2 separate regions of the Homo sapiens genome follow, and region 2 is linked to region 1. A link is a loop called in an ENCODE intact Hi-C map of the cell type or tissue named here. Cell type or tissue: Calu3. All regions are shown on one strand. Links, peaks and the distances in the headings refer to the core of each region. The heading gives the core; the rest is flanking DNA.

Region 1 (5,373 bases), core at 136-5,135:
CGAGGTACGGACCATTATTTACATTTTACAGACTCTGAGGGCACTGGTGCACTTAGACATAGGGCCCACTTGCCCAGTATCACATCACTAATAAGAGAAGGACCCTGTATTCAAACAGAAGCAGTGGACTCCAAGCCTATGCTGCTAACCATGACACTACCCAAGGTAGATATGAAGAAACCAGGCCCAGAGACTTTGAGTACTCACCAAAGCTACCCAGCTAATAAATGGGACTCAAACCCAGCTCTGTTCAGCTCCAACCTCTCCTTTTTCCGCCCTTCTCCTCGCCACCCTGTGTTGGCCTCAGTTCTAATCTCAGGAGGACTGCTATATCTATAAGGCAATCCTTGGGGAGGAGGCCCCAGGATACACAGATTACAATCTCAAGGGAAGTGGGGGGAAGCATGCCAGTACTGAGCAGGAGGTAAGAGATAAGACATCTGAGCCACTGCAAATATCTGTTGAGGGCTGGGGTCCTTGACCCAAGTGGGTGACACAAAAAGATCTGCAGAGGATGGAAGGGGAAAAAAATAAATAAAAATGCCATTACAGAGCTGTGAATGGAAACAATACTACCCTAGAATCAGCAAGCCTGGTTATCACCCTGGCCAGTTCTAGAGGCTGCTACTTGACAACGTCTATGTCCAACAACAGGAAATGGAGAATGAAGAAGGCTGGAGATATTTATGAAGAGAAGAAAGTCTGGGCTTTGGAACCAGTTGTGCCTGGGTTAGAATCCCAACTCTACAGTCCTACATTGCTACTTATTTGCCCTATGAGCCAGTTTCCTCATGTGTCAGATGGTACAATCGTACCTTCTTAAAGAGTTATTAGGCCAGGTGCGGTGGCTCATGCCTGTAATCCCAACACTCTGGGAGGCCGAGGCAGTCGGATCACTTAAGGTCAGGAGTTCGAGACCAGCCTGGCCAACACAGTGAAATCCCATCTGTACTAAAAAAACAAAAATTGGCCGGGCATGGTGGCATGTGCCCGTAATCCCAGCTGCTCGGGATGCTGAGGCAGGAGAATTGCCTGAACCTGGGAGGCAGAGGTTGCAGTGAGCTGAGACTGCACCACTGCACTCCAGCCTGGGCAACAGAGTGAGACTCTGTCTCCAAAAAAAAAAAAAAAACAAAAAGAGAGCTATTATGAGAATTATGCAATATGTATAAACAGTCAAGCCCAATATAATAAACATACAATTAGAATTCAATAAATGATCACTGTTATTCATACTTGTTACTGAGTTGGGATAAGGCTGTGGAGAGTGCGCATACATTCACAGCCTAGGATGTGTCCAAACCACACACAGCAGCCAAAATATGTTTATCCATTAACTCTGTAATTCACTTCTGAGCACCTGCTAGATGCCAGGCATAATACGAAGCCCTGGGAATGCAAAGCCTTCATAGAGCTTATATTCTAGCAAGGGAAACAGATGTTTAATAAGCATTTCAGACTCAGTTGTATGATTTCAGTGGGGTTATATAACACAGAAGAGTACTTGAATGGTACTTGAAGGGTACTAGAATGGCATATAGCAGAGGATGGAAGATCTGGTCCAGCATGAGAAACCAGGAAGACTTCTTCAAGGAAGAATGTGTAGTCTAAGATCTCAAAGACAGAAGTGCTCCCTCTCCATGTGATGCCCTTTGCTGCCCCGGGACTCTGAAGAGTCCCCACCAGCAAGAAGTCCTTCACCAGATGCAGCCCCTCGACCTCAGATTCCCTAGCCTCCAGAACTATAAGAAATAAATTTCTTTTCTTTATAAGTTACCCAGTCTCAGATATTCAGTTATAGAAATAGAAAACTGACTAAGATACCATATGACCCAGAAATTCCACTCCTAGGCATATAGGTAATACCCAAGAGAACTGAAAAATATGTTCACACAAAAACTTGCATACAAATGTTCATAGCAACATTATTCAAAACAGCCAAAAAGTGAAAACAATCCAAATGTTCACCAACTGATAAGTGGACAAAAAAAATGTGGTATATGCATACATTAGAATATTATTCAGCCATAAAACAGAATGAAGAAATGATATCTGCTACAACATAAATAGACCTTGAAAACATGGTGCTCAGTGAAGGAAGTCAGATGCAAAAAGCCAAATAATGTATGATGCTATTTATATGAAAAGTCCATCACAGGCAAATCCAGAGACAGAATGAACAAATAAATAAATAAATTTTAAAAAGCAGAAGAGAGCTGGGTGAAAAAAAGGGTGGGGGATATGTGAGGCAAGGAGTTGATGGTCACGTGGGAGAACCTAAACAGCAAAAGGGAAAAGGCTCAATAAAAAAAAAAGGCTGGAAAGGAGGGCAGGGCCTTGCAGACTGGGTTTCCACCGCTGGTAGAAGGGTGCAGATGATATACGCTGTCAGGCTGGCTGACTAGATTTCTAAGGCTCTATGTGCTGGGAACTGGAAACAGGACAGGCCCAGGCGCCCCCTGCTGTCAGACAGGCCAAGGCAGCTTACCACTCAGGTGGGTCTTCAGAGGTCTGCCATCTATCAGCTCCAGGTGCTGCCAGATCCATCTACGGTAGGAAGGGGAGGCCCCAAGGTCCAACAGCCGCAGGACTTCACAGCTGCCCTGAACACAGCAAGGGACATAGGAAAAGGGTTAACCCCTAAGGCTCCAGGTAGGCCAGGCTTTGAAGAAAATCTCTCTTAATTGCATCTTATCCCATTTTGTTTTATTTGCTTAATGCAAGTGGTTTCAGGTTCTTTTTTCTTTTTTTTGAGATGGAGTCTCACTTTGTCACCCACGCTGGAGAGCAATGGGGCAATCTCGGCTCACTGCAACCTCTGCCTCCTGAGTTCAAGCGATTCTCCTGCCTCAGCCTCCTGAGTAGCTGGGATTATAGACATGTGCCACCATGCCCGGCTAATTTTTGTATTTTTAGTAGAGACGGGGTTTCACCATGTTGGCCAGGCTGGTCTCGAACTCCTGACCTCAAGCAATCTGCCTGCCTCGACCTCCCAAAGTGCTGGGATTACAGGTGTGAGCCACCACGCCCAGCCTGGTGCTTTTTTTTTTTCTTTTTTTTTTTTTAAATGAAAATGTTATTTACTCACCATACGAAGTTCAAGTAACTGAAGAAGCATAAGAACTAAATATAAGCCAGGCACGGTGGCTCACGGACTGTAATCCCAGCACTTTGGGAGGCTGATGTGGGAAGATCACTTGAGCCCAGGAGTTCAAGACCAGCCTGGCCAACATGGCAACACAAAATTATTTTGTCTCTACTAAAAATACAAAAATTAAGCCGGCCTTGTGGCTCACGCCTGTAATCCTAGCACTTTGGGAGGCTGAGGCAGGCAGATCACCTGAGGTCGGGAGTTCGAGACCAGCCTGACCAATATGGATAAACCCCGTCCCTACTAAAAATACAAAATTAGCCGGGTGTGGTGGCACATGCCTGTAATCCCAGCTATTCGGGAGGCTGAGGCAGGAGAATCGCTTGAACCCAGGAGGCAGAGGTTGCAGTGAGCCAAGATCGCATCATTGCACTGCAGCCTGGGCAACAAGAGCAAAACTCTGGCTCAAACAAAACAAAACAAACAAACAAAAAAAAACAAAATTAGCCGGGCATGGTGGCGCATGCCTGTAATCCCAGCTACTCAGGAGGCTGAGGCAGGAGAATCGAATCACTTGAACCCAGGAGGCGGAGGTTGCCATGAGCCAAGATCATGCCATTGCACTCCAGCCTGGGCAAGAAGAGTGAAATTCTGTCTCCAAAAAAAAAAAAAAAAAAAAAAAGATTAGCTGAATTAGCTGGGCATGGTGGTGCATGCCTGTAGTTCCAGCTACAGGAGTTCTTTGTACTGTTCTTATAATTTTTTTATAAATTTAAAATTATTCCAAAATTGAAAGTTTAAAAATATTCAAACCAGACATAAAAACATAGAGATAAAAACTACATTAATCCTGACACTCAGAAATAACTAGTAGTAACATATTAGTGAATATTATTTCAAACTTTTCTCTATGAACATATAAGATGTATATCTACAATTTTTCATCAACGAATTCATTTACATAAAACAGACTCTTGTAACTTTTTAAGAAACTCAATAATATATCAAATACCTCTTTTCATGCCAAACAATATGGTTCTATAGTATCATGTTTAATGGTCACATATTATTCTATGCACACCATAATTTATAAAATTAAAAATAACAAATATTCAGTTGAGCAAAAGAAGTCAGAAACAAGGAATACACACTGTATGATTCCATTTATATGAAGTTCAAAAACATGCAAAAGTAACCTGTGGTGACATAAGTCTTAAGAGTATTAAGCTTTGTGGGGGGATTTTGTCTAGGAAGGAGCACAGGAGAGCCTTCTGGAGTAGTGGAAATGTTTTTTATCTTGATTTGGGTAATGATCACTCAGGTGTATACATATATAAAAATTTATGAAGCTGTAAAGTTTAGATTTGAAATCTTTACTGCATACTTTTTTTTTTCTTTTTTTTGAGCTATAGGGGAACTGCAGGTGCCAGAGAAACAACATGAGCCCGGTTTCCTCAAGTATTTAGTAGGTCTTTAATTGCATCTATGGAGAGAACAGTTCCACTATGTGTCCCCCAGTGATAAACTGTTAGAAATGAGTTGAAAGTGTGCATTAAGTTTTCGATGCCATCAGGAAATCTTCTCTAGCTTTCTGAGGTCCCAGGGGTGTCCAGCCACCCGCAGCTGATTTTGCCCTCTAGTGGTAATATGAGTAAACTACAGGAGTCGGGACAGCTTGATCTCCCTCCCAGAGATGAACACTCAAAAAACGCTGGCCAGGCAGGAAAAAAAAAGAGAGAAAAGAGCAGTCCTTTAGAGGGGGCTGGTGCTTTTCATTTCCAACCAGGGTCGGGGGGTGGGGGAGGGGGTGCTGTACCAAAATATGGCTTGTTGTTGCCTGATCCTCTGAATTCTCAAAAGCCAGAAATCAGAATTTTTATATAAAATCTTCACATTGATGATTAAATCAGATTTTAATAAAACACTGTAAGGAACAAACCAGATTCATCTTCTGGCCAAGAGCTCCCTACCTTGCTGTCCTTTAGTGACTTCCGCATTATTTTTCTCAGAATGAAGGCTCAGCACCCCTGCATTAGAATCCCCTACAGCACTTGCTCAAATGCAGATTCCAGAGTTAATGAATCAATCTCTGGGGTGAGACAGCAAATCTGCCTTTTTAAAAAGCACCCTATGTGTTTGTATGCTTACCAAAGTTTGAGAATTCCTCCCTCAGGAAGCACCCTACATGTCTGGATGCTTACCAAAATTTGAAAATTCCTCCCTTAGGTCAGGGGTTCTCCTACATCAGTGTGCATTGGAATCGCCTGGAAGCCTTGTTAAAA
Region 2 (5,373 bases), core at 230-5,229, 440 kb before region 1:
CTTTAGGTCTGGGCCCTGGGACCATGGATCCTCTGTCTGCTGCCTCTCATCTGGCAGGCAGCCCACCTGGAGATACAGATTAGGGATGGAGCCCAGAGCCTGCTCTTCCCCAGGCTAGAATATCTCTGACTTTGGGGCCAAATATATGGCTTGGGTCACTCAAACTTCTAGAGTTGAGGCTGTGAGGGGTCAGAGGATCCTGGACTAGGAGAGAACTGGGACTGGGCAGCGGGTGGTGGGTGAGACCTGCTGCGGCCCCCAGCCTGGCCGATTAATAAGCCTTTTTGTGTAGTTAAAGGACAAAGGTGTCCTGGGTGCCAGGCCCAGGCGGGGGTGGAGATGGGATGTGTAGAGAGACAGACAGACACAGAGAGAGACATGGAGATGGAGACACGCTGGAGAGAATCAGAGAAAAATGTGAATGAGGGGAGAGAGAACAGAGAGAGAGAAACAGACGGAGACAGACACAGACAGGAAGACTGAGACGAGAAAACGTGGTGGGATGGGAGAGACAGGGAGGGATGCCGTCCATTCAGCAAACACCTACTAAGCATCTGCCCTGTGCCAGGCACTGTGCCAGGTACTGGGGACACTGCAGGGAACAAGACAGCAAGGCCTCCGCTCCCAGGAGATCCTAGTTTTAAGAGGGAGACAGCATTAAGTAAATAAGCAAATGATTCTAGTTCCAGGCAGTGATAAGGTAAGGGAACAGCAGGGTAAGGGAACAGCGCCTGGGAAGGCTACTTTAGACAAGTGATCACAGGCAGCCTCTCTGAGGAAGTGACATTCGAGCAGAGACCTGAAACGCCAGGAGGAGCCAGCTGTGCAAAGATTTGAGAAGAGAGCCCCTGGAAGAGGAAACAGCAAATGCAGAGGGCCTGGAGCAGAATGACATGGCACACTCGTATATAAGGAGCAGAAAGGAGGCCGGCATGGCTGGAGCAGGGCAAGGGACAGGATCCAACAGGGAGGCAGGGCCTAGGTCTTACAGGGCTTCACAGGTCCAGGTAAGGACTCTGGCTTTCCCTCAGGGGGAGGTGGGAGCCAAGGGAGGGTCTGGAGCAGGGGTGTGGCTCTGACAGCTCCCTCTGGCCACTGAGTATGGATTGGAGGACGGCTGTTCAGGTGTGACTTGGTGGAGTCTGGATGAGGGGGGCAGGGGCAGGGGGCTCCCTGGGCTGCGGCACTCTACCCCTCCCCATGTCTGAGGGGCTGGGGAAGGAGCTTGGCTAGGCCAGGAATAATGGAGTTGTGAGGAGTCGGGGTCCCAAAGCCTTCTAAGCAGTCCTCTAGCCGTGGTCCTGGGCCTGCACACAGTGGCCTGTTCCTGCTGAGAGGAGGCTGGACCCGCACCTGGCCGCCCCACTGCCTAACTGCTACTACCAGTAGGTGTCTGCCTTCTCGGGGGGCTCATCTCCCCATCCACACGATGGGGGGTGCCTTTTAGTCCTGCCTGGTTCTCCCTTTGCAAACCCTAAAGTGCCGAGTACACGGCAGGAGCTGAGGTCCAGGTCTGGGCTGGACAGCCCCAGATCCCTGCCCAACTTTGTCTTCTCCTAGCTGCATGATGACTTCACCTCTCTGAGCCTCAGTTGCCTCACCTATGAAATGGGGATATGGATAACAAGGCCACCTCTGGGGGTGGTTAAGGGCTCAAGGAGCTGATGGTTGAGAGGGTGGCATGCAAATTCAACGTTCAGCCCAGTATGCTCCTCACTGACACAGGCAGGGCTGGCTGCGCCTGGGAGCACAACTGCCCACTGAGTAGGTGGCACAGAGGTTCAAAGTGAGCAGTCACTTGCTGGAGGTCACAAAAGATGCTAATAATAACCAGGAAGGCAGCTACCCTCTGCTGAGCACACCGCCTTCACGATCCCACTTATTCCTCTCAACAGCCCCCAGATAGAAATGCTCACCCTCCTCTGGTAAATCAGGAAACCGAGGTTCAGGGAGGGGAGGTGACTATCCTGGGTTCATACTGTCAAGTGACAAAACTGGGACTCGAACCTAGGTCTCCAGTTCCTTATCCTCATGGTTCTGAACCCAATGAGAAGTGACAGGCGCCCCGCTGGCAGCCTGTGTTTACAGTGGTGGTGTGGGGTCCTGGGTCAGGCCCCGTAACTGTGCTCTCCAGCCACAGGACAGTTGGTGGGGCAGAGACACACACAGGAGGCTTCAGGAACAAGGACCAAACAGAAGCACAGTGCAGACATCTGGGGGCCACTCAGCATGGGCTGGGCCTGGGCGTGTGTCCTCCTCCCAGATGGGAATCAGTACCCAAGCCCCCTGACTCTCCAGCCTCCCTGCCACCCTCACCTGGCTGATGCAGCTGGAGTCGTTGAGGCTGTCGCTGACGGGGGTGTAGTCCTCTTCCCAGCTCGGACACTTGGAGGGCAGCAGCATGTCCACTGAATCCAGGCGGTCCAGACTCCTGGTGGGGAGTGGGGAGCAGACAGGGCTCAGCCCACCCATTGTTCACCCAGCTTTTGGAGGCCTTGACCATCTGTGATGCACAGGTGGTCCACACCTGTGATGCCCGCTGCAGCCGCAGGGTGGCAGCACCAGCTTGTATTTGACTGTTTAAAACCCGAGGCTGGCCCTGCCCAATTCTACAGCCCCTTTCCTTCCTCCTTGAAAGTCTGGGACATTTCCAGAGGCCCGACAGAGGTGGGTCAAGTTCCACAGCCTAGGGCTCCCAAAGGGCATCAGCTCTGCTGCGATGTTCGAGTGGCTTCTATCAGGCCCCTAGACTCACCCCTTATCTCCACGGCCCCAGCCCTTCAATCTTTCTTACATCTACCTGATCCTGGGCATCCCCCAGTCCTCATTCTGGGGATAAAATCCAAGCATCCAATAGCTTAGGCCCCTGATACAGAAGGGTTTGGATTGGAATCCAGCTTTCTCAGCTGGGTGACCCTGGGCAAGTCATTACCCCTTACTTAAGTCTCAGTTTCCTCATCTCTAAAATGGGGATGATGCTACCTGCCTGCTGGGGCTGCAGTGAGGATTCAGTGGTGCAGATTAAAGGATATCAGGTCAGGCACAGTGGCCAGCGGACAAGTGCTAACAGACGGCAGCTGTTACTATTATTGCTACTACTACTACTGTTATTATTATTGCTTCCCTTGAATTCTAGGCTTAAGCCCCAGGCTTCCTGCCTCTCCCACCTTAATGCCTACTGGTCACTCGGATTGTAGGATCTCCGTACTAGAAGGGGTCTTAGAGATCCTCCAGCTCAGCCCCTTCACTTAAAGATGGGGAAACTAGGCCAGGTGCGGTGGCTCACGCCTGTAATCCCAGCAATTTGGGAGGCTGAGGCGGGCAGCTCACCTGAGGTCAGCTCAGCTACTCGGGAGGCTGAGGCAGGAGAATTGCTTGAACCCGGGAGGTGGAGGTTACAGTGAACCAAGTTTGTGCCACTGCACTCCAGCCTGGGCGACAGAGCAAGACTCTGTCTCAAAAAAAAAAAAAAAAAAAAAAAGATGGGGAAACTGACCAGGCGTGGTGGCTCACACCTATAATCCCAGCACTTTGGGAGGCCAAAGCAGAAGGGTCACTTGAGCGGAGGAGTTCACCACCACTCTGGGCAACATAGTGAGGCCCCATCTTTACAATATATACATATATATGTATATATTATTCAGATTGGGAAACTGAGGCCCAGAGGGAAAAAGACTGGCGAAGGTCATCCAGTGGCAGAGGGAAAAATGGAAGTCACTGCCAGCCTGGACAGTGTGAGGGCTGATGAGCAAGGGGAGAGCAATATATACATATACATACATATATATTATATATATATATATATTTTTTTTTGAGACAGTCTCACTCTGTCACCCAGGCTGGAGTGCAGTGGCACGATCTCAGCTCCCTGCAACCTCTGCCTCCTGGGTTCAAGTGATTTTCATGCCTCAGCCTCCCTAGTAGCTGGGATTATAGGCATGCACCGCCACAATCTGCTAATTTATATACTTTTAGTAGAGATGCGGTTTCGCCATGTTGACCAGGCTGGTGTCAAACTCCTGACCTCAAATGATCTGCCTGCCTTGGCCTCCCAAAGTGCAGGGATTACAAGCGTGAGCCACTGCACCTGGTCACAAAAAATTATTTAAAAAAATTAGCTGGGCATGGTGGCCCATGCTGGTAGTCCCAGCTACTCGGGATGCTGAGGTGGGAGGACTGCTTGAGCACAGGAGGTCGACAAGTGAACCATGATTGCACTATTGCACTCCAACCTGGGCGACATAGCGAGACCCTGTTCCCCACATCCCCACAAAAAAGATGGAGAAACTAAGGTTCAGAAAAGGGCAGACCTGGGATTGTCTGGTGGTGTCCTTAATTCCAACCTGGAGGCCATTCTCTATCTTCTGCCCAGTCAACTAGACTCCTGGCTGCTCTGAGAACACTGCCCTCTTCCTGCCTAGGTACCAGTGTCACCTGACCTGTTCTCTTCCCTCTGTCTCAGTCTTCCCAGGCCACCTCCTCCATGAAGCCTTGGCTCCTGTCCCCCCTAGTTGAAGATCTAGGGAGAAGCTTGTTCCCTCTAACTCCTCCAAGCCTTACAGCAACACGATGGGGCTTGGCTGGTGAATTCCAGGCAGGCACTGGGACAGGAAAAGTCTGTCTATCACTCTTTGGCTTCTGGATTCACCTCCCTCCCCCATCTCGGAACTCCCCACAGGGATCAGTTACAGGAGCAAGGGTAGAGCGGGCTTTGGCCTTCCCTAGGCAGTGCTGTTACAGGTGATGCACTCACTCAGGGCAGGTTCTCCTAACCTGAAGACCAAGATCCCGTGGGACAGTTCCCCTCTGGGAGTGGAACTTACCTGGGGATGTGGCTCCTGTGGGAGGGGTTTACCTGGACCTATCACCCGAGTGTGGCTTTCATGATCGGGGTTTACCAAAGGATGCAGCTCACCTGTGGTCAGGGCTGAACTGTGGGTGGGGCTCAAGGGGTAGTTCTCCAATTGGCCGGGCTCTTCGAGGTCAATTCATCAGAGTGCAGGGCCAACCTGAGGATCTCATGGAGGGAGCTAACCTGATGGCGGGTTCACTTAGGGGGCCTGGATCATTATAGTAGTGAGTTCACCTGGATCTGAAGCTGAGGGACAGGATTCATCTGTGGGCTGGGATCTCCGGGGGAACAGCCGAATGGGAGGAAGGCGGGACTCCTGGGGTAGGGGCAGAACTAAGAGGGGTTCACCTAGGGGACGAGGCTTGCGGGTGAGCGGGACTTGTACTTACTGAAAGAGGTTTTCCCCTGGAGGGCTCACAAGTGGGCGGGACTCACCCGAAGTGGGGAGAAAAGCCTCTGGGAGGGGCTTCCACGCGGGCGGGGCTTTTCTTTTTCTTTCTTTCTTTTTTTTTTTTTTGAGA

The links. Hi-C counts contacts between places; a loop is a spot of excess contacts. Peaks named below come from ENCODE experiments on the same cell type or tissue, not always from the same donor. Only the 100,000 strongest peaks of a DNase experiment are listed, where the experiment ranks them.
Region 2: it touches region 1 in a loop (3-fold over the local background); 30 of 110 quality-filtered maps call a loop at or near these places.

What each region holds. Positions count from the first base shown.
Region 1 is chr20:35,992,268-35,997,640 of GRCh38, reverse strand. CNBD2 (cyclic nucleotide binding domain containing 2) reads right to left here. Exons shown (of 12, transcript NM_001365709.1): 8 at 2,489-2,603. Among named protein-coding and RNA genes, the nearest start is that of CNBD2, 26 kb to the right of the region's middle. In Calu3, for the core only: CTCF peaks have their summits at 2,457 (motif pointing left), 4,563 and 4,766 (motif pointing left); DNase peaks (open chromatin) are centred at 2,450 and 4,730.
Region 2 is chr20:36,436,812-36,442,184 of GRCh38, reverse strand. DLGAP4 (DLG associated protein 4) reads right to left here. Exons shown (of 13, transcript NM_001365621.2): 5 at 2,317-2,431. Among named protein-coding and RNA genes, the nearest start is that of MYL9, 100 kb to the left of the region's middle. RefSeq lists a silencer at 513-710. In Calu3, for the core only: a CTCF peak has its summit at 2,552 (motif pointing right); a DNase peak (open chromatin) is centred at 2,564.